Linked DNA regions of Mus musculus: regions 2 and 3 are each linked to region 1. A link is a loop called in an ENCODE intact Hi-C map of the cell type or tissue named here. Cell type or tissue: gastrocnemius. All regions are shown on one strand. Region 1 holds the start of Sorl1 (sortilin-related receptor, LDLR class A repeats-containing). Region 2 holds the start of 4930546K05Rik (RIKEN cDNA 4930546K05 gene). Region 3 overlaps Sorl1 (sortilin-related receptor, LDLR class A repeats-containing).

The links. A loop is a pair of places that touch in the nucleus more often than their neighbours do. Peaks named below come from ENCODE experiments on the same cell type or tissue, not always from the same donor. Only the 100,000 strongest peaks of a DNase experiment are listed, where the experiment ranks them.
Region 2: it touches region 1 in a loop (5-fold over the local background); 8 of 42 quality-filtered maps call a loop at or near these places.
Region 3: a loop joins it to region 1, with 4 times the contacts of the local background. A loop is called at or near these places in 11 of 42 quality-filtered maps.

The regions. Positions count from the first base shown.
Region 1 is chr9:42,120,547-42,128,546 of GRCm38, forward strand. It overlaps Sorl1 (sortilin-related receptor, LDLR class A repeats-containing), which reads right to left and starts at 3,751. Exons shown (of 48, transcript NM_011436.4): 1 at 3,283-3,751. The coding sequence starts at 3,567. In gastrocnemius, a CTCF peak has its summit at 3,582 (motif pointing right); DNase peaks (open chromatin) are centred at 496, 1,334, 1,572, 3,627 and 2 more places; H3K4me3 peaks cover 2,830 bases; H3K27ac peaks cover 3,770 bases.
Region 2 is chr9:42,205,480-42,213,479 of GRCm38, forward strand. It overlaps 4930546K05Rik (RIKEN cDNA 4930546K05 gene), which reads right to left and starts at 3,752. Exons shown (of 7, transcript NR_040754.1): 1 at 3,674-3,752; 2 at 136-255. In gastrocnemius, a CTCF peak has its summit at 3,175; a DNase peak (open chromatin) is centred at 3,155; H3K27ac peaks cover 1,155 bases.
Region 3 is chr9:41,995,401-42,003,400 of GRCm38, forward strand. It overlaps Sorl1 (sortilin-related receptor, LDLR class A repeats-containing), which reads right to left. Exons shown (of 48, transcript NM_011436.4): 29 at 7,154-7,285; 30 at 6,071-6,205; 31 at 4,844-4,999; 32 at 771-920. Among named protein-coding and RNA genes, the nearest start is that of Gm16214, 23 kb to the right of the region's middle. In gastrocnemius, a CTCF peak has its summit at 4,514 (motif pointing right); DNase peaks (open chromatin) are centred at 4,520 and 4,874.

The DNA.
Region 1 (8,000 bases):
TTTAATATATAAATTAATTAAATATATTTATACATTATTAAATCATTAATAATATGCACAGTTATCAAGAAATGTACTAGAGATTATTGTCAATAATAATTACATATATTATATATTTAAAAGCTATTGCTTCCTCCTCCTTTAATTTGACCTCTTTTAAAGGATAGGCCTTCCTTGTAAAATTTGAACTTATGTAGAAAAGCCTTAGAATCTGGTCTGTTGGTCTCTACTATTGCAAATGTGTTTCTGGGTGATCATGTCAGAACCACTCTCCTCGTATTAGGAAATCTTTCTAAGAAAAAGATCCTGAGAAGGAATATAGTCAAAATAACAAAATCTTTACTCCATAAAGTGAGGAAGGTAAAAGAAGGGTCACTCCAGTGTGACATGCTGTTAACAGGCTCCTTTCTCTGCCAAAATTTCCCTGGCAAAGCCTTCCTTCTGTCCCCCCTGAGGCTAGTGACCTTCTCACCACCTCCCTGGCTTCTGCTTCCAGCTCTGACAAGTGTCCCCTTACTCCCTTACCCTCACCAAGGCCCAAGGACAAGAAACTGCAGAGCACCTAAGTCTCCCTGTCCCCAGCCATCACTCCAGGTCCAGAGCCTCCCTCAGCCACATAAGCCCACGGTAGGGTAAGGGCCGGTTGAGTGTGACAGGTCTGCTGGTTATCACCTGTTTGTTTACAATGACCTCGAGTTCAATTGTTTTCTTTGTTTGCTGCTTGTTTGTGTGTGTGTGTTTTGAGAAACATATCCCCTTCAGACAACTGTCCACTGTAATTATGTGGGTTTAAGAATTGAAGGGAATTTATATAACTTGGTGCAGGGTAAGAGTTCAAACAAGCATACAGATTAATAACACAGCCGCATTTGGGGGGGTAGGGGGTGGAGGCACTATTCATACCTGGGTATGTCCCAGGAAAAACCGAGGTACACATATGGCCACCTCAGCTACAGAGGTGATTCCAAATAGACATACATCACCCCAGAGACCCAGAGAAGAGCCCCTAAGCCATTCAGTCACTGCTTCCTGAGCCTGTAGTCCGAAGGGCCTGCACCAGGTTAGAGCTTGTGGCAGAAATCCCATACCATAAAGTTAGGTCTTCCTTCTGTCTGAGTCCACTCCTCCACAAGGAAGGGTAATGCTATTTTTTTCCTTAACCTGTAGCAATAGGGAATGGGGGCCTAGGAAGGCAGCCCTAGTGAGGACGGGTACAGGAGGGATCCTCACTGTTGTGTGGGAATGCCTCATTCTGAGTCCAACTGTTGGCTGGATCTGCATCCTTCAATGGAACCAGTCTGGCTGGCCTGAAGACATGAAAGCAAAGCGCAGGGGGCGGGGGGTGGGGGGGAAGTGTTTGGAGAGGCTCCCAAAGAGGACAGAGTTCGTCTCTAGCTTGCTATAAATCCCTGGGAGATTTTCACAGGGCAAACCCTAAGGAAGGAGGAAATAAAGAGCACCTGCATGGATGCCACGGAGACTAGAAGGTGCCTCTGTCCACCAAAGCTAGGCTGGAGGGGACCTGAACACTCACTCCTCCCACACCCAGCCCACCCTCTCAGGAGCACAGCAGAGCTCAGCAAGCTGGAGAGACCCACCCTCGGCAATTCCAAGCTGCCATGCCTGCCAAGAGCAATCTTGCTGACTTCCAAATTACAAAAAGGAAGTTTCAGATGGGGATGAAAAGGGGGGCACAAGGATCTGGGCCCAAAACAGGGCAGGTGGGCTTCAGGAGTCTAAGCGCTGCACACACCACGTACACACAGACGCACACGCACATACATACACCATCAAGCAGTTACAGGTCATCTGGTATACATTCCTGCCCAGGGGCAAGTGGTCTGGTGGTGGGCAGATGTCAGCTACTCCCACCCACACACAACCGCCCCTCTGTCTTCATAACGATATATACATTTTATTTTAGAAAGGAGATGTTTAGGAAGCACTGAGCAGAGACAAGGTGACCCCCCACCTCCCAGCACCCAAAGGTCAGTGAGACCATGCAGGCAAGAGAACTACAGTGCTCACAGCCCTTTCCTGCGTGACCTTGGACCAGTCATCGCACCTGTCACAGTTTGGGTTTCTTCACTCAAAACGTGACACAATAGGGTGACACAATAGGGTGGCATGTTTTATGAGACGCTTTCTGGCTCCAGGAGTTGATTGCTTAACTCTATGTATGGCCTGAAGGAAGACTTTGCTATAGCCAAAATCAGTGAAGAAAGGCAGAACCCCCAGCTAATCACTTAATTTGTACTTTAGAAAGCAACAGTCGCTCTGGGACATGGTTGTGTTGGTCAGCTCCATCAGGCCCACCATTTCTCTCCCACCGACCTTCTAGTTTTGCTGATGTCAATCTTAACTGAAGGACTGGGAGTCTCTGAGTAGACAATAATACGGGCAAATTGATTCCACCAGCGCTGATACGAAGGGGGACAAATTCAACTTGGCAACCCAGCAGTCAGTGGGGGCCATGAGTGAAATGTGTGTTACTTATGACCTAATAAACCCATTGCCTGGATAGAAATAAATCCTTTAATGAATATTAAGCCCAGCAAATTTCTTGCAGTAGTCTCAAATCCCAAGTGTCATAAGAGATAGTTTCTATCTAAAATAAAGCCATCACCTTGAAGGGCTGGGATGGAAAGGGGACGGATTGATGTGCTGTACTCCCAACGAAGAGAATCCAGCCTTACACGCAGATATTCACGAGCTCACACGCACACATATGTCTACTGGGTACACAAGGGGCATTCGTAGCGCTTTGAGAGTTGCCCACCTTTACTGGGGTTCATGAGAATAAACATGGCATGCCCTCCTCTGCAATTCTGCTTAAGTGCTTTACAACTGCAGGATTCTCGCTCCCGCTGCCAAAGGATGGTACGGGAGTTGGGGTGGAAGGGAGGGGGGTTATGCCCGTTTTTATCCAGATGTAAAATTTATGCTGTACCCCTCAAAATCCTGCCAGAAACTACCCTAGTCTGTCTGCATACAGGCTAGGGAAGAGAGGCTCTGCACCCTTCCAGTTACCTGGAACACATCTGCTAAAATCGACAGAAAGGAGGAAAAAGAAAAAAGATCTATGCGACCAGAGTGCTGACGGCTGTACTCATGTGATGTACAGGGGGAAAGGAGAAGAAAAAGAAATGAAACAAACATGCCAGCCGGGAAGTCCCCAAGCGGAGCCAGCACCTGGGAAGCGACTGCAAAGGATGGGTGCGGGGGTGAGGAAGTGGTGGGAGAGAAAGGGGCTGGAAGGAGGTGGCTTGCAGAAGTGCTCACCTGTCCATACACCTGGATAGGCTGGGGCTGCAGAGCAGCGCTCCGCCGGGTCCTGAGTGGCTTCCTGGCCGCCGGGCTCGCCCCCGGGGCATCCCCGTGCGTTCCTAGCCGGAGATCGCGCGGGTCGCCCTGCACCACGAAGAAGCCCCGGTCCTGGGGCAAGGGCGCCGGGCCACCGTGCAATCTCTGCGTCCAGCCCCCGCCGAGAGCCCCGCGGGGTAGCAGCGCGACCAGGGCGAATAGGAAAGGGAGTCTCGACTCCCTCCTGCTGCTCCGTGTCGCCATGTTCGGGCGAACGCTCCCGCAGGTGGCGCCGCCGCCAGGAGAGAATGTGCAGCGCGCGCCGGGACAGCGCGGGGCCAGGGCCGGGGCCGCGCGCGCCGCTCCCGGGGCTCCAAGCCGCCCGGGCCGCTCCGCTGCGCCCGCCACCGCAGCCACGGCCACCGCCGCCGCCGGGTCCCGCTCGCTCGGCGCCGTGCCGTCACGTGTGAGCTCGCAGCGCGTCCCCCTTCGCGCACTTTCTCCGCTCGCTGCGACTGCGGCCCCGCCCCCTGGGATGGGGAAGTCAAGGCAGGGAGCGCCCGCCTGAGGGCACCGTGGTCCCCTTCGCGCACACCTCGCCCTCCCTACCGCAGTGAAGAGTTGCGTGGGCGCCGTGCTCTATTTCCCCGGGTTGAGTTAGCTACTCCATGGGCTCCTGGGGTACCCTGGTCGCCCCAAACTGCCATCAGTCTCTGCACCTTGTGCAGCCACTCAACCACCTTCCTGGGCCTTGGCCTCATGTTCACCTCCAATGGAAAGCAAACCACAGAACTGGCCCTTAGCACACCAACAAAGTAAGTCAAGATGAACCTGCTGGTTTGTGAAACTTACGTGGTTTCAACTACCAGAAATGCGCTTGAAATGGCTACAGCTCAAACTACCTTTGATCAAGCTGAACTAACTGCCCCTGCGTCCAGCAGAGTATAGCAGACAAACACCCTGCCCAGAAGCAGTAAAACCTAGGCTATACTTGCTCCACCTGGACAACTACACTAGGCATGGCCCAGGGCCCTACCAGCCTCCTGCTTTGGTCCCTTAAGATGTTCCAGCATTGAGCCACTCTCAGAGCTAAGATGTGTGTTTCAACCAAACACCATTAGTTGTAAAGGCTGTAAAGACTGCTCATGTACTGGAGGAATCAGATGCCCAAAGACGGGGTGCACTTTCAATGCACCTTAAAATCAGCTCCAAGAGCCAGATTGTAACCGCTTTTATACATTTTTCCCCCAGCTGGTGGGAGCAGTTAAGTATTAACCTGTATTTCATCCTAGGTCTCTCCAGACTCCAGTCCTGGTTATTGGGATGACTCAAAGCCGTCCATTGGTTTAGAGAAGGGAAGGTGATCTCTCTCGATCTCTCTCTCTCTCTCTCTCTCTCTCTCTCTCTCTCTCTCTCTCTCTCTCTCTCTCACACACACACACACACACACACACACACACACACACACACACACACACACACACACACACACACACACACACCTTTCTGCCACTTCAGCAAGCCCGGAGCTTGGTTCTGTCTCTTGTTTACTTGCCATTCAACTTCAGTCTAGTTAGCCTAATCTAGTTCCTTCGTTCCTCCCTCCCTCCAATCTATACCGCTTTGGGCAACCCGCCAGAACCTGTCATGATCTGAACTGGGTTTGTCCCTGGGTTGAAGTGTATTGCCATTGTGGTGGGTGCCTTTAAGGGTTGATTATGCTATTGAGAGGAACCGGGCCTTTCTCAGTGGAGTAAGTTTGTTCTCCCAAGAACAGTGGGTAGAGCAGTTGAACTTTAGCTCCGCCTAAAGCAGTTCTCATAAAGCAAGGAGCCCTCCTTGTTTTATCTCTAAAACAGCTAGACCTCCTATGAGCTGAAGCAGCATCCGGCTCTTGCTGGAAGCTGAGAAGGTGCCAACGCCATGCTCACAGACTTCCCTCCCAGCCTCTGTAACTATGAGCTCAAAATATGACTATCACCTGTGAAAGAATGCCAGCATCCCTTCATCTCCCTCAACCCGCCCCAGCTGAGGTTCTGCAGCCTCCCACCCTCCCACAACCCTTTCCCTCCCCAACTCAGATGATTGTTGAGCCACCTAACTCACAGCCACTGAACCATCAGCACCTCTGCCATCTTTGACTCCCAGGAGAAGACTAAAGGAACAGCCTACAGTCAGAACACCCTGCATGAGATTTGATCATCGGTTGTTTGTCAGGCTATCTTTAATGAGAACCATCTTCGATGAGTTAGGCTCTCAGCAGAAAACAACCCCAAGCGGCTTCTAGTTGTTGTGTGGAAGACAAAGCGGTCTGCCCCTGTGAACTGCTGGCTTCAGCTTCAGGTGGCAATTTGCGTGGAAGGATTAGTAGGGCAGGACCAGCTACTTGCTCATTTTGATTTGGATTTGTAATTTCAATGCTATAAAACTGGCAAGAATGCTTGAACACGGTTAATTTACTCCTCGAATGCCTTCCTCTCTAATCATTATCTACATTCTAAGCCATTCTTAGGTGGATAGTCGGCTCTCGGGGAGACCGTGGGCTGCAGAACCATGGGGCACAGGAGAAAGAAAGCACACTGAATTTTTTTAAGGCAAAGGCCCAATTCTAGCTATGGGGACTTGGCTGAATGCCCTCCCTGGAGCTTCCGTTTTCTCACCTATAAAATAGAGGACTTAGTTCTTACCCCACCTCTGCTAACAGTCAGAGTACCAAGCAAGTGAGCTCGTGTATGTAAAAAAAAAAAAAAAAAACTGTGACACTCCCCACAGCAAAGGACTGTGCAGGCAGCGTTGGAGGTCTGCATGATGGTTCTGGTCTTGTGGCAAGTTTCTACATGGGTTTGGTGGGTTTGTTTTTTCTTTTCTCTTTTGTTTATGCTTTTGGGGCAGGGGTTAGGAGGGTTCCCTGGTCGGTAAGATTATTCTCTACCTTTGGGACTCCTACAAGAGCGTGAGAGGTGAGAGCGGAAGAGCCACAGGGCAAGTTCACCCCGAACAGGAGTCAGAGCTGAGTTGTGCAATCCAAGCGGGGTAGTTTTCCTAACTTCAAAACCAGATCTGGGTTGTAAAAAAGCTTGTACTTCCTCCATCTCCCCAGGGCCATAGACAAGGGGAAGATGTATTCTAGCCCTCTCTGCCCTACCCACGGCCTTGCTATGATGCTGGACAACATCACTACAAAAATCAATATGCATGGATCTATACATGGACAGCTTAGCAGGGAAAGGTGCGGTGCTTGTTGCCAAACCCAGTAAGCAGAGTTCAATTCCCAGGACCCACGTAGTGGAGAAAGAGAACCAACATCTACAACAAGTTGTCCTCTGATCTCCATATGGGGGCCACACTTTCACACTTGTGCACGAATGTATACACACACACACACACACACACACATATGAATGTGTCTTTCGTGTGTCCATGCACATAAACAAACATACAAACACACATATGTATGATAGCACATACCACACATACATACATGAATAAAGGAAACACCTAGCAAAAGCTGAGTATGGTGGAAGACACCCATACTCCAGCACTTGCGAGATTAATGTCTATAATCCCATTTCTGGGACGTTGAAGGCAAGAGGATCATGAGTTTGAGATAAGCCTACGAAACTTAGCAAGTCCAATTACTCACGAGCTGGCTCAGCCAGAAAAGGCGATTGCGGCCAAGCTGGATGAGCTGAGTTTGATCTCTAGGACCCAGATGGTGGGGGCAAACAACCAAACTACAAGTTGTCTTCTGACGTTCACATGGATATAACTCACAGGTGGAGTGTTTACTTAAAACACCCAAGACCCAGACATAGGCTCTCCCTGTGAGAGAAAGGGGGGAGGAGAAAGGATGACAGGAAAGGAGGAACTTTAAAATAACAATGACAGCTGAAGACAAAGTGGGCAGGCAAGGGCAGAATCCTGAAAACATACTCTGATTTCTTTCTTACCTGGGGACCTTTGGAAATACTCCCCATCACTCCTTGGACCCTGGCTAGACTCTCTCTGCATCTAAGTGACTAGTGTCTCTCCCTCTAGAGGCCCACCAAGAAATAAGCTGGTAATAGTCAAATTATCAAAAGAGATACACAGACTTACTCTGTGCACTCTCCATGAGAGCCACACAATATACAAGACCCAAGGAAGGGGCAGGTTTGACGCTTATACAGCCCACGCCTCTGAGCTTAGGGGCCTGTAGAATCTGAGAGGTGATGGCAAGGTTTTGTAAAAGAGGAAGCAGACTGCAAAGGAAAGTCTTCTTATTCCACAGCAATAGAGCCCTAGCTAGGGTTTCCCAGAATGTGCACAATAGGCTGATGAACCATGCTTGTGAGTTCGTCTGTTTGGTGAGACGCCAGTAAGGATGTTAAAGGCTATGGCTTGGGTTCTTCTTGAGTAACTTCCGTTGGTCAGATAAGGGAACTTCACTGAAAGCTCCTCTCAGGCTTCTGTGGGGGTGAGGTGGGGGAGGGGGGGCAGAAGTCAGCCAGCCTTTGTTTCTCAGGCTGCTTCTGAGCCCTTTTCAGTGCTGCAGCCCAAAGGGCTCAGCATGCGGTCGCCATATTGAGTGGTTCCTTTTCGGATCTCCAACAGACCCACGCAGATGAATGGAGAGCAGAGGTGATGGAGTGATGCTGAGTGATGTGACCAGTGTTGCTGACCATGATGACACACACCTGTAATCCCAGCACCTTTGC
Region 2 (8,000 bases), 85 kb after region 1:
AATCTTTTTTTGATGAATATCTATTACTTATATGATGATAGAAATACTAAAAATAAAGATAGCAGAAACTCAAATTATCTCCCCATCCTATGCCCTTTGCAGCAGTCAACACAGGCCTGAGGGAAATGAACAAACCTGAGCGGTTTCCCTGGTCTCTCGGTCTCGCCCTTGGTCATTCTGTTGTGTGCAGCTTGTCTAACAGGATGGAATCCAAAAGTGTCTGCATCTCAAAGAGACTGTTCTTTAAGTCTGCCCCTGTAAGAGATACCAAAGTATGACTCCCCAAAGTTCAACTGAAAGAGACCAATGAGTTCAGTTGAGCTTTCTTACAAAGCGTATGTGAGGGATTACGTGCAGGAGTAGGTGTAGAACTTGAGAATTCTACTGGTGCAGAAGTTGAGAAACATGACAGTTTTTTTTATGCATGCATGTTTGCATGTGAGTCCCCATGCTCATGTGTACATATGTGTTCGGAGTCTAGTGTTTGACACTAAGTATCTTCTTCACTCTCCATTTTATTTATTGGAGCAGGATCCCTCCTTGAACCTCACAAACTTGGTCAGCTACCTAGCCAGCTTTCCCCAGGATACTCTGCCTTCCCCTCCTAAGAACCGGGATTGCAGGTAGGCTGCTATGCCCAGTTCAGGGGATCCAAACTGTGCTGTTTAAACCTGCAAGGTAAGCACTTTATTCAATGAGCTTTCTCCCTAGGCCCTTAAGAAAAATGTTTGCTGGCTATGTGTTGTATGGTACCTTTTCCCAAGGACCATAATGCTATCTTGGGCTTTGCCCCTGGTAGCTATGAAAACAGATCAATATAACACTAGCCAGGTCTGTGGTAATGGCCATGGAGCTATAGACGCTTGCTATGTGGTGGAAGGGAGGGTTTGGGACCATCACCGGAGAGCCCTCCTTCTCCAGCTGCTACTGAGCCTGGGAGATGCTAACATATATATATACATACACACACACATATATACATATATATATATACACACACATATGGTTAACTGCAATGGATTGGAACTCGGTGGTCCTGAAGGTGTTCTGGTGTCACCATGCTCCTGTAACCCCTCACATGGCTCTATAAGAAAGCTCATTGGTCTCACTCAGTTGGCCTTGGGTAAGTCACACTTTGATTTATTGCTCACATCCATCTATGGTGACTGGACATTCATTGTGCCTTCCCAGGAAAACGTAACACAAAACCACACTGGCTAACTGGGATTTTTTTATATTGTGTTATCTGCAAACAACTCGCATTAGAGCAGATTCTTCTACTCAAATGACGCAAGGCTTTTTTCCACTTGTTTTTCTTTCTAATTTGGACAGATCTCTGCTGTATTCCCTGTCCACCCCCTTAACCCCCACTGCAGGATCATAAACCCCAGCCCAAACTTGAGTCCTTGAGGTTTTTGGAGTCTGTCACATTGGAAGTGTGAGATACAGCCATCTGGCAGGCTACAAGGCAAGAGGTTTTGAAATATTTATGTTTGTGAAGCATGAGCCATGATTTTTAACTGTGTGTTAGAAGCTGAGCAGGCACACACTTGGGGCCTAGGCAATGCAGCCAGCAGCTCTCAGCTGACTTCTCCCTGTAGGAGGAAGCAGGCATGAAGCCTGCTCCATAAAGAAAGAGAACACAGAGTGGCTCTCTTTCCCCTTGCTTGGCCTTCGGTGTGCTTTCTAAAGGAGTATTGGTTGAGAGAGAATGAGCTGATGCTGAGATTAATAACTGAGGATGCTCTCGGAGGCCCTATAAGCTTTAAAAATGCTTTACAGAGCTGGGCACTGAAGAGTAGACGAGAAGAGCCCATCTTAATCAGCAGTGTGAGTTTAAATTTGGGGCTCTCTGGCAAAGTATCTGCAAGGGCCATTAGCTTTCATTAATTATACCATAAACAGAATTCTAGTGGAAAGAGCCACTGGTTACAGGAGGCAGGATTGGGAAGGTGGCTCAGGGGTCTTCGGGTGACAGTGGCACCCTGGATCTGAGTACACAGCTTTCCTCTGAGTACAGAACAGCCACACGGACCAGCTGCATTTCCAGGGATGGAGAAGGACCCACAGTCCACATCCCAGGAGATCATCATCTGCGATTTCATCAACTCTGTTGTCAAGCACAAGGGAAAGAATAAAGACCCGTTTCTGTTCTTTCTTTTTCTCTTTTACAATTTCAGCTGAACTGGTGGGTATCTGCTCACTCTTGTGGATGGTGGTCTCGGGACACTTTCAGGTTATTTTTAAAAAGGTGGGCACTCACTGAAAATGAGCAGTCTGCTTTTGTATTAATTTTGAAGACCATCTGTGATTGATTTACTAGAATGCTAATAATATTTTGCTTTCCTATATTTTCCTTCAAGAGCCTCCTAAATGTCTTCCCTAGCCTTATGCAATATGTATATGTATGTATATATGTATGTATATGTTTATGTGTATATGTGTGTATGTATGTATATATGTGTATATGTGTGTATATGCATGTGTGTTTATGTGTGTATGTATATACATATGTGTGTATGTTTATGTGTATATATGTGTCTGTATAGGTGTGTATATGTGCATGTGCATCTATATGTATATATGGCTATATTTGGATATGTAACTGTATATGCATATGTATGTGTGTATGTGTATATATGTTTATGTGTATATGTGTATATACATGTATATGTGGCTATATGTTTATATGTAACTGTATGTGTATGTGTGTGTATATGTTTATGTGCATATATGTGCATATGTATATATATGTCTCCATAGCTTGTCTGTAGAGGTCATTGTCACAGGTGGTACATGATGATAGGACTTCATGGTGGCTCCAGTTACAGGGAGCCAACCTTAGAAGCAAATGTTCTTCTTAAACCTAGTGTTGATGTGAGGGGTATCTTCTTCTAAACACGACTGTGCGTCAGCTTTGGGGATTTGTGTTCTGGGGTACCCTCTCTACCTCAGAAAGTAGAGTCAGAGAAGAAATGAATGACTGGGCTTCAGGGAAGCCATTAGGCAGCTACCGGTGAGTGTGGAGCCAGACACTGTGCTGAGGTCTCATTTTCTCCATGTCAGTGACTGTTGCACTGCTGTGACTGTGATACTGGACAGAAACTGCCCAAGGAAGGCAAGGTTTGCTTGAGCTCAGGATTCCTGAGAGTTTTAGCGCCCCACAGTGGGGAAGCCAAGGAAGAAACGCTCAGTCTGTGTCGGTGGGAGCATGTGGTGGGGCTCTCCACATCCGGGAGGATTAGAAGGCAGAACTCATGGTAGAACAAGCCAGGCCTAACCTTCAAAGGCCCACTCCAAGTGACTCACTTCCTGAAGTTTGGCTCCACCCTCTAAGGTTCCACAGTCTTCCACAATAGTTCTGCTGCTTAGAGAAGTGGGCCTGGGGAAGACATTGCACATGCGAATCATAGCATACTACATAGCAGTTCTGTGGGGAGGTGAGCATTAGAGCCCATCACAGATAAGAAAGCTATGGGTTAGAAAGGTAAACAACCTCTCGTTAGTATGAGGCCAGGATCTGAATGCAGATCATTTTATATAATAAATTGAATGCTTATACTAGGTACTGTAGTTTCTAGAAAGACATAGTTAGGAAGCATTTGGAAATTAATCTACCCCTGGAAGCAATCATCTTTTGAGTCAGAAGAACCATTTCCTGTCTCTAACCCACCTTCAGCTCCAGTCATAGGGCCCAGTTAGGGGCTCTTCTTGACACATTTTCAGTGAGCACTGAGGCTGAGAGGTTTTGTTGACTTAACTAGATCTAGAATCACCATGGAAACACACTTCTAGGTGTGTCGGGGGAGGGGGGGATTGTAATAGATTAGGTTGAGGTAGCAAGTTTCCCCGTAGATGCAGGCAGTTCCATTTCCTGGAGTCCTATAGAAGTGGGGAGCTAGCTAGCTGCTCATCAGCGTTCACCTGTCTCTGCTTCCACACTGGATCTACAATCTGGTCACCATGACCACCAGGTTCCTCCAGCATGATAGACAGCGTGATAGACCTGCCTGAAACTGTTATTCAGAAGAAACCCTTCACCTTGCTTTTTCGGTAACTTTGTTGCAGCAACAAGAAAACTTACCAATATGGTAGCTCTTGGTGTTAGCAGGAGCCTAACTGCTTAAAAGACTGAGAGGTTTGCCCAAATAAAGAACTTATCCCAAGGGCCTGAGCAGCCAGGAGGGTGATTCTAAGTAAACAGGTCTCTTAGCTCTGGGACTTTGTCATCTCACCGAACGAGAACATGGAATGAGTCACTTTGTGGTATCTTTCCACTCCTCTCTTGGCACCCCTGTCACATCCATGTGGTTCATTCAAGCAGCTTGTGAAAGTACCATTCTAGAACCATAGTTGAATGAACCACATACTTGGCGCTGTTTGTTTGGCTGGCCCACTTTCCCTTACACTACCACTTACAGCCATATCTCTGCATGGCCACCCACTACTGGCCTCCCTTCACCCTCCTATACCTACTGCCGAAGAGCAAGATGGGATCAGAGTCCCTTCTCAGGGAACAGAGCCTGACGGCTGGACCACTAACGTGTGAATTTGTGAGCCAGTTACAGATCAGGTCTTCAGATAGAAAAGAGGCGAGTTACAAAGATAGACACAGAGATGAGTCAGAAGCAGACTCTCTCCTTCTGCTTCTACTCTCCTGCCTCCGGCCCTTGTTTCCAGACGCATCCTGTTTGCCACTTTATAATGAAATTCTTTTGTTTTTCTGTAGACCTGCCTCTGGTTTCTGCACTAGCAACAGAGGATTTGGACTTTGTCTGAGCTTTGTGAGTTAGTGGCCTACCTTAACTTGTTCTTTGAAGTCCTGGTGTTAGGTCCATTTTCCCTGTAGGCAAATTAATTTTGCTCAGTCCAGAAGCAACAGTTTATCTCTGTATCTATTTTCACAAGGTGAGAGAGAGGCATGGATCAGCAGTGCTGGGAGATAAACAGCCGAAAAGCAAATGTACTGTAGAGAGCGAGCATCCATTATCCTGGATAGTGATCGATGGCTTGTTAGCTGACTGGTTTGGTTTTTTTTTTTTCTTTCTTTCTTTCTGCTTCCTGTCTGTGCAGCCTATAAACCTGAAGATGGGAGGAGAACAAATCTTGTACATAGAAGTAGTTGCTTTTCTTTATGTCTCCAGAAAGATGTTAGCTAAGAAGACAGAAAGTCTCTGCTGGTGTCAAATCAAATGGGAAGGAGAGTGAGCTGGAGTGAGAGAGAGCAGCTCAGAAGTGGGGGTGGGGGTGGGGGGTGAGATAACGTAGCTGCAGGCTCTTGGGGCCTGCATGCTGTATCAATATTTCAGAGCACAGTAGGGCTGTGGTCCCCAGCCTCCTCCTTTGGATTTCCTAAATGTAATGCACGGCAGGGAAGCAGCCATGTGGCACATGTATGCCTTTCCTAGGCAGCTATAACAAAACACCACCAGCTAGGTGGTGGCTTTGTTTTTAACATTTATTATTTTATGAATGGGAGTACACTGTCTTTCAGACACACCAGAGAGGGCATCAGACCCCCCATGACAGATGGTTGTGAGCCACCGTGTGGTTGCTGGGAATTGAACTCAGGGCCTCTGGAAGAGTAGTCAGTGCTCTTAACCATTGTCTCACTGTCTGCCTTCACATCCTCCCCACTGTTTATCTGGCTCGTGTCCACCTCTCCCCCTTCTTGGAGTAACATCAGTTTTACTGGATGAAGGACTTGCTGTGCTGGCCTATGACTTCACCTTAACTAATTATACCTGTACTGAGCATATCTCCAAATGAGGTCACATTTTGAGATACTGTAGATTTGGTTTAGGAATCCAACACATCTTCTGGGGCTGGGGAGTTATAATCATTTGAGCTTAACTCGAAGTAATGTGGGTATCGCAAGGAGTTCAGGCGAATGCAGTGGCGCTGATGACCTTCAGAGAAACACTTGTTTTCAAGACAGGATTTCCCACAACAGACTGAGCTGGCCTGGAATTAACGTGTAGGCCCGAATGACCTCACCCATGTCCCTCTAGCCTCACAGCCTACCAAGGTCTGGGATGACAGGCATTTGATTTTGCTTTCTGTTGCTGTGATGAAACATTCTCACCAAAAGCCCATCACGGACGAAAGTCAAGGCAGGAACTCAACATAGGAACCTAAAGTAAAAACCACGGAGAATGTTGCACTAGCTTGATTCCCCCAGGCTCATGATTAGTTAGGTTTCGTATACAGCCCAAGACCATTCCGTGCAAGTGTAGCACGACCTATAGAGTAGGCTGGGACCTACATCAATTATCAACCAAAGAAAAGCCGTAGAGGATCCCAGCAACCATGTGGGGTCTTGTGAGGAGCTTCGGCCTGTGGCATCTACTACAGGTGGGTGGCCAGGGATGTTTGGCAGGAGCTAGATGGGACTAGTTACTGAAGTTTAGGGAAGATGGGAGGTATGGAGCAAAGAGTACTGATAAGGGCATGCTTTTCCAGGCGAGAGATAGTAGCACCCAGCAACTGTGCCAAGAAGGCAAGTTGAAAAGGAACAACTCTGTGTGTGTGTGTGTGTTTTATCTGTGGAGTTAACTTGACAATAAAAACTAACCTGTTTAACAGGTATGCACACCAGGCTTCCTTAGAAATTTTGGTAAATTGATTGAGTAGCTAGTAAAGACCATTCTGATGAGGAGCCACCGTTGAGAATCTCTCCCTAAGGAAAGAATAGCCAGAAATCAGCATGGGGGTGTGTGGAGGTCTAGAGAGGATAAGGGATGCTCTTAGCTCCATCTTATTATAGCCACGAGACTAGAATGGGAGTGGTTAGTAGGGCTTCAACAAAGGGACATGGGGCTGAAGGAGGTCTGCAATCCCAGGGCTGAGGCCAAAGAACCATTGAGAAATGGAGGAATCAGTCCCACTGAATGGCTTGAGTCTGTGTGGTTAGGGTTATGGCACAGTGGATATAAAAAAGAATAAAGAATCAGACCCTGAGTTTATAAATGCCACTCAATTGCTAGGATCCCGTTTGACTCTCTGGCTGAGGACGAGCTACAATCTTCCCATTTCTAGTTCTGTTGCAGAGCCCAGGTTTAAAATAAAGGACTCAACAAACAATGCCTGAGCAAGGGGACAAATGCCTACACCAATTAGTCAGGACTGGCTGCCCAGCAAACAGGACTGAGTGTGTATAATTAGATCCTACATGGGGCGAGGCAGAGGGACAGGGGCTGACATGTTCAATCGTAACATCTATGCTATCTGTGACTGACATGGAGTAAGGAGGAAAAAAACTCAAGATAGAGAGAAGGAGAGGGGAGTCTGGAGAGTGTTCTAACTACTGCTGAGCTAGCTTTTGCTAATTAAGTTTCATTTGTGGTTTATAATAAATCAATGGGTGTTCCATATTCAAATGTAAGAATGTATTATCTCCTCAATCAAAAGATGAACTTGAATTATCTTTGTCATTGTCCGTGCCCCCCCCCCCATTCTATAATTGGTTATATTGATTTCTTCTGTCTGGGAAGAATATCAGAACCAATGCATAATTACCACGAAGTTGTACTCCTGTTAAAGTAATAGAAATATTAGTGGGACAGTCAAGTATTAAGTATTTCTGGGTACTACAAGATACTACCACTCAGTTCAGTACCTGGACTCATATTGCTGCTTCAGTCCATTAACAGCAAACACAAAGAATTCAAGGAAAAAATTCTAACTTCTATTCATAAACCAGAAACAGTTTTAGAAGTCATACTAGAGAGGGTTTTTAAAAAAAAAATCATTATGATAATTCAAACTGGCTACCAACAAAGGATTCTCTATTGACTTTGCAGAAATCTGGTCACCCAGCCAGTACAAAAATGTTTCCAGGGATGAAGAGCTCATCTGTTTGCCAGGAAGTCAGTTTTGTTATTGGACAACAGCTGGAGAACACTGGGATGAGACCCAAGAACCTGTATTGTAGTATCAATGATGTTCTGTCATATTATCTGTCAAGTCAAATCAATGCCTAAATGTGTTTCAGAATCCCC
Region 3 (8,000 bases), 130 kb before region 1:
AATTAGCGAGTTCTGATCAGCCAGGAGGGAGGCCTGCTTCTTTTCTTTCCTGTTAATTATTTTTTAACATTCACCTGACGCCACAGCTCGCTCTTGGCTAAGCTGTTCCCACCGTGGCTTTGGTGAGCGTGAGCATGAGGTAAACCGGCCCTGCTATCGGACTGCCCCAGGGGTTCGCTTTCTTCAGTCTTCCCATGCAAATGTAGGATTTTCCACTAACCGGCATTTAATTTCTCTGTGTTGGGCTTGGTGTATTCTCCCTTGATAAGGACATTCAACGTGGAATGAGAGCAAGGCCACAGAGGAAAGTCCCAGTGCCAGTGACCAGGGGTGGGATGAGGGGTGAGGGGTGAGGGGTGAGGGGTGAGGGGTGAGGTTCTAACAGTGCAGTGGGGATCTGTCCAATAGAATATTCTAAATGCCTAAGATGCTCACTGAATACTTCCAAAAGGCCATGGCTTTACCAACAGGGGCTTTTAGGAATTAAATATGTTCCGCAATAAAACAAAACACACACAAAAAAACCTCATTCAAGATATTTTTCTTCCATTCAGAATCTTTCTGCTAGGGACGCATGCTCCAGGTATTTAACATTTAGCCAGCCTGTTAAATCTGGTGTCACTACCATATACTGTGACGTGTGCCCATGCGCTAAGGCCCTCATAGACAATTCAGTAAACAAAGTTACCCAAGGCAGACAGGAACCAGCTGCCCAAAGACGAAGCTGAAGAAGGGGACTCAGGACTCAATGGCCACGAGAGGATACTCACGGCAGTTGGCTTCATCCTGGCCGTCTTGGCAATCTTGGTGGCCGTCACAGCGCTTCCAGTTGGGGATACATTTCTTTGGTTGGTGACACTCGAACTCAAATCGGTCGCACTGCCCGAACTGGGTGGGAGTGGAGGCGGCAGTGGAGTTTGCTAGGAAAATGCCATTTTTAAAATTACTTTTTGGTAAGGAGGAAGCTTGCCTATAAGAGCAACTGTTCAACTTTTCAATGTGCTGAGAGTGTGGAGGGAAGAGGGGCTGCATCCCACCGGAAGCTATTGGAAGAGAACGCTCTGAGCCAGCCAGCTCAACATCACAGGGTCCCCCAGAGGCTCAACAACTATCATGTGAGAGAGACGACCGGAAAAGGGTCAGAAGTTTCAGAGCAGCCTCCTTGCTACCATCTCCCTCTGGACCCAGCCCCAGGAGACGACTGCCCATATCTGAGTAGGCCAGAAGCCCGGCTGACTGTGGTTTGTAAAGAATCAAAGTGGGCTGTCTGAGCAGCCTTACCTGAGAAAGAAGAAGCTACTGGTAACAGAGGTACTGACTTACAGTCAGTCAATGAGAAGCCAAGACACTTCCCGAGAGCTCTGACATGAGACCTTACAGTATAGGCAGGAGGCCTAAGTACACTGACAGCTTCATGGATAAACAAGGAACTTGCCAAGGCCTGGGGTTTCCTAGCTAAAGGCTAGCCACAAAGCACAAAGCCGACATGCTCAGTAGTGTGCTTGGAACCTATTAGTGCTCAGCATTTTAGTTCCTGTTCTAAAACACATGTAGCTATAAAGAGTTATCTAAGGAAAGCCTTTAGCCTCAAAAACAAAATAAAATGCAACGTGTGCATGTATGCATGCATGTGCATGTGCGCGCACACAAATGTGCACATACACGAGTGCGTACACAGTCACACACATGCATATACAGACACACAAGTGTGCACACACAGTCACACACATGCATACACACTCATGCACACAGACACACAAGTGTGCACACACACTCATACACAGACACAGGAGTGTGTACATACATGAACACACACTCATACACACGTACAAGTGTGCACACACACACTTACACACACACTCATACATACACAAGTATGCATACACACCTACACACAGATGCACACTCATGCACAGACACATAGACACACATACAAGTATGCACACAGACACACACACATAGACACACACACACAGACACACACACACACAGACACACACACACAGACACACACACACACACAGACACAGACACACACACACACATAGCTCTAAGAAAGATTGTTTGGAGGAAAAACAGCTTTATAGGAAACAAATGTCAGGAGGCTGAGGAGATGGCTCAGTGACTAAGACCCACTACCCTGAGGACTTGATTCTGAATACCCAGCACCCCTGTCACAAAGCAGAGCAGATTCAGTGAAGGGCTGTTTCAGAGCATGAAGCTGAAAGCGATAGAGAAGACACCCAATGCCAATGTCCTGCTGTGGCCCCTGTGTGCGCACCCACAGGCACACAAATTGTGCAGGCATCCTACACATACACACCTCGCCACCAAACACACACAGACGCAAACTTCGACGCCAAATGTCTTTAGTATGCTCGTGGGCATACACATATTCTCCATGCAAATGGGGACAGTACTGAAAGGAACAATAATAAACATGAAAAACAAGTGAATCCAGAATAACAGAAACGAAGACACTCGGAGGAAGAGCTGGTGACGTGAGGCAAATGTCACAGAAAGCAGTTAGAAAAGATACAAATCTTTATAGCTAAAAAAGATTTTAAAAAAACACAAAAAACAAACAAACAAAGAAACAAACCAAAAAGGCAAGAGTAAGGATCGCAGATGCAGATGTGGTGACTCGTGCCTGAAATCCCAGACACTCAGGAGACAGAGGTAGGAGGATTACCACAAGTGTGAGCCCGGTCTGCTCTACACAGCCAATTGCAGGGCTACACAGAGGGATTTTGTTCAAACAAAACAAAACAAAACAAAACAAACAAACAAACAAAACAAAAAGAGCATGAGGAGATCCAATCAACAGACAGTGACAGACAACAAGGTCACCAGGAGAAGAGAGAGGCTTGCTCCATTAACTAAACAGTTCCAGGAAAGATCCCTCAAACCCCGACACGTGGATCTCCACACTAGATGGGAAAAGGATGTACATCGAAGCACAGCCTAGTAAAAAGTCAGAACACAGGAGCCAAGCGGGAGATATGATAAGCGAGCAGAAAACTTAAAATGAAATGGCTCACGTTGGCCATGGCTTTCCTAAAAGCTACTCAAAGGACAACCGCAGAGGCCTTCCAATTCTAAAGCAAAGCAATTGACAAGCTAGTCTCCTAAATCCAGCTCAGATCAATCAAACCTGAAGACAGGGCAAAAACAGTTTCAAACGTGTCAGTCCCCAGATCTCTCTCCACGTATTCTCTCCCAGGAACTTTCTATATTAACCACGAGAGAGAAGAAGAGAAAGGAGAAACATGGAGACATAGTGGTGGTCAGCCTCACAAAGACAACCGTACAGGAGCATCAGGAGCAACGGGTAAGAAGCACAGGAACACGGCCTGAACAAAGCACGCCGAGATGCTCCTACGGCGTTCTCAGCCACCGCAGCATAGGAGCCACCCAACACGGTCTCTGCAGGCTGTGCTACAACACGCTCCGAGGCTAGCCTGGATACACAGTGAGAGCCTCACTCTAAAAAGTAACTAAGGAAGAGAGGTGATAGGAACAGAGCAATGGGAGAGGCAGAAGAGCAAAGAGAAGAGAAGGGGCGGTGGAGAGCAGAGGAGAGGGCTGGGGAGAGGTAGGGGGAGAAAAGAAGAATGAAGAGGAAGGAAAGAGGAAAGGCTGGGTGTTGGGAACTGCTCTCCTGGCCTGGGAGGATAGCTCAGTGGATAAAGTGCTTGCCTTGCAGTAATCCCAGGGTTCCTAGGATGAGATGAAGACAGAGAGTCCCCAGTCCCCAAGTGTCGGCTAGATTGGCATATGCATCTATACACAGCAATAGACCCTGGCTGTCCCAAACAAGATGGGATGCAAGGACCAAAGATGTGGTGGTCTTCTGACCTCCACACATGTGAACAGGTATGAGTACACACACACACACACACACACACACACACACACACACACACACACACATACACACACACACGCTGACATACACATAAGGGGGATTTTTAAAAAAATTGATCTTCTACAAGACCACAGGGAGAAGGGGCAAGGTGACAAGTTGAGAAATAATGTAGGTGGCTGTGACCAAGACACATGGTAAACATATATGGGAATATCATAATAAAACCCACTATCTTGTACAATGAATATACACTTACGATTTTTAAAAACCAAAATTTAAAAAACGAATTAGCAACCCACCAGTTAAAAATGACTGCCTAAGTTAAGATATTTGTTTAGCAGTCACAGCATCTTCCACCACTAGACCGTAAGGCCTCCTCTGATTTTCCAAGCAAGAAGCCACTGGTGACTTTTAAAAAGGGAAGTGCTGGGGTGTGCACAGAGGAAGAGGATCTCTGCAGACCTAAGATTGGGCTCTGAAAAGGACTGTGCAAAGCAGTCCAACCAAGTGTCAATTCTCCTTTCAAAAAGCAAGCTTGGGACTGCTTGCAGTTCAGGGAAAGACACGGCCCCCTCACCCCAGTTCTGCCTACAGGACAGGTGACTTCTCAAAGGTGGACCTCAAAGATCAGGTTGTACAGACCTTTCCGCTGTTTCTGTGATCAGCCACTAGATGGCAGTGGTCACCCTTCTTTTAGAGGGAATGCCAGCCAGCCAACAAGCATAAAAATGATTCTTTCCCCTAAGTTTTGTACACACACAAAACACTGCCTTATTACCCCATCTGTAATTCCCCACTGTAAGGGAAGCAGGGGTGGCAGGCAGGGGAGTGGGACTTTTCTGGCCAGAAACACACAGAGCAGTTTAAAAGCTGGGATGCTTCTCTTGGGTTGCCACACAGTCTTGGTACACAATACTCCCAGAGTCCCCTCCAGGAAAGAAAATGCCAACTGGGCACATCAAGGCCAGGACTCACCTAGAGAGGGGCAGGCCTCCTCATCAGAGCCATCTGCACAGTCCCTGTAGCCGTCGCACACCCAGGTGCCCATCACACAGGCCCCGCTGCTGCAGTGGAAGTAATTGGGCAGACACGTGGAGGGCCCGGGGGTCGGGGAGGGTAGAACATGTGAATCTGAGGAAGAACAAGCAAGGAGTGTTAGTAGAAGTGTTAGTAGAAGATTGATCACCAATTAAAAAACGTGTCCCAAGCCTATGTTGACATCCCTGTTGCACCAGCCCAAGGAGACCAGTGTCAGACACAGCCTTGAACATCAGCTCATGTAAATAGCATTTATATGGGGTATGGAAGGGGTTTCTGAAGAGATGGCAGCCTTTCCACACTGCTTAGGGGAGTTAATAAGCTACAACACTTGCAATAATGTAACAGTCGTATACATTTGCTCTTGCAAGGGCTCCTGACTGCTGCTAGAGGAAGCGGGTGGACAGGCAATAAGGAAGGCCCAGGTGGCTGGACCATTCTCACCCAGGCCTAGCATGGCTGTAGATAAAGCATCAATGGCCCAAGGTGAGAAAGCAAAGGGCAACAGCAGCACATGTTCTAACCCGGGGCCCCTGACTATATTGAAGTGCACTGGTATGGGGTCCTCTGACATTTCAAAGATAGTCCAGAGAAATGTGGGGGCGGGGGCTGCACAGCAAACGTTAGAATCAAGGCTCTGGGCTCCCTCAGTCAGCCCTTCAGAAGCAGGAATGGGTAGCCTTGGAGACGGTGAAAACTGATCACATAGATTGGAAAACAGAGAGTGGGGATCGGGGCCAAGGGCCTGAGTTCAATCCCCAGAACCTATACAAAATGCTAAGCATAGTGGAGCATGCTTTTGTGTCCACAGTGGGGGTGGGGGGGGAGGGTAAGACAGGCAGACAGGCATCTCTGGAGTCTGTTGGCCAGCCAGCTAAGTCTAATTGGTGAGCCCCGGGTCCCCAGTAAGACACTGTCTCATAAACCAAGGTGAAAAGAGACTGAAAGCCGACAGCGGAGGTTGACCCGTGGCCTCCATGAGCATCTGTACAGACATGCAAAATGAGAAAGAAAGATCACAGAAGAACTCAGCATCACAAAAAGCCAAAGAGTAAGGATTAAGCCAGGCACTCTAGAGAGAGTGGGGGTCTGCAGCCAGGCAGGGCTGTCCTGCTGCCCAGGCTGGGTGGGGCTCGGGCTGACCCCAGTACCTGGGGTTCTCACCTCCACAATCCTTCTCATCAGACCAGTCCCCACAGTCGTTCTCTCTGTCACATTTCCACCTGTTGGGGATGCAGTGGCCATTCTCACAGTGGAACTGAAAGTAACGGGAACAGTTTGGGGCTTCCGTGGGGTTTTCTGTAGAGATCAAACACACCAGTCATTTCCACTGCACCGGTGTGAACTAGAGGATTCATCTATGTTTATCTCCCCAAGGGCCAAGTCCTAGGGCACCTGTCCGACTCCCTGGAAGAACATATGGCATCTTCGTGGGTCCAAGGAGGGGTAAGGAACACATGAAAACTCAACAGCACCCCATCTTCTTAGGCCCCAAGTCCCACTTCTCTGACCTATTCTGCTACCCTGAGAATGGTCACTCTGAGTTCTAACCATGACACTTCACCAAAGACATAGTTTAAGTGTGAAGACAGCCCAAGGATGATGGTATGGTCTGTAACTGGCAGAGGGAGGTACACTCCTCAGCACTGAACATCATGACGGCTGATCTCAGTCAATATACAGCTGGACTCAGAATCGTCATGGAAACACACCCCTGGGTGTGCCGATTATGGTCCTTCCAAAAATGTTTAGCAGAGCAGGAAAGGCCCATGCTGAGTCAGGGTGGCGTGTTCCACCGGCTGCAGCCATGGACTGGGTACAAAGGAGAAACTGAATCGAGGGTCCGCACTCACTTCTCTCGGCTTCCTGACTCTGCGTGTGGTTGTCTGGGGTCACTGTTGTCATAATCCCCTTGCCTGTGCCAGACTGCACCCTTACACTGTGTGCCAAAATAAACGTTTCTTCCTAAACGTGGCTCTCTTGTGCATCCTGCCACAAGAAAAGGAACCAAGATACCATTCTCCCTTACCCACTATCTTCCGAACATGGGTTGTGGCCCCGTGAAAAAAGGGAGTGGAATGAGCTTTCCCCTAGCACCTACTGGATGCCAGCTTCCCTGTCTGTTCCTTCCGTGAGGACTTGAAAGCCGGCACCCTGTGCTGCTGAGGCAGCAGAAGGCACTTGAGCATCCTCCATCGCCTGTAACAGGAAGGCTGGCTGCGGGAGGCGGGACTTCCGGCATCTTACCACAGTTGGCCTCGTCAGAGTAGTCCCCGCAGTCATCCATCCCATCGCATTTCCAAATCAAGCTGATGCACACTCCGTTCTGACACTGGAAGCCGAACTCATCGCACTCCTTGTGGAACTCGGGGTCTTGCGCTAGAGGGCGAGAACTGTCGGTCAAGCCCAGGTTACTTCCACGCTGGAGAGTTCAGAGCAGCAGGGCTCCTTGGTAGCTAAGGTCCTACGCTGAGAGCTAAGGGAGCCCTGAGAAATCAAGGCGGGACCGGGTCTCAGCAGAGCACACAATAACTAATCCATTCCGCACACTCACATGGGGCATGGACAGGGCCAAATCCCTGAGCTCCAATACTGTGCCTGCTTTAGAGATAACACTTTCAATGAGGAAATTTACATTCAAATAGAGTCATCAAGGTGGGCTCTAGTCTAGTATTGACTAGTGTCCTTAGGAAAAGATTGCCCCTGAAGCCCAGGTTTTTGATGCCAACCTGGGCAACATGGCAGGACCCTGTTTCTTTAAATTAAAATATACAACAGTGGAAATTGAGACACAGATGCATACAGGAGAACGATCACGTGACGACATAGGTAAAGACAGCACCCACTAGGTGGGGAGGGAGGCCCCGGATAGTGCTCCCAACACCTCAAGAGTGGACAACAGTTTCTGTTGGTTGAAGCACACAGTCAGTCTACTGGGCTTTGCTATGATAGCTTAAGGCATGCACAGCCCTAGTGCTATGCTTTGAATATGAAATGTACCCAACAGGTTTATGTTTGAACACTTGGTCCCTACTCAGTGCCACTATTTTGGGAGGCTCTGGGAACTCTGGCTGGGACGTGGAATATCAGTAGG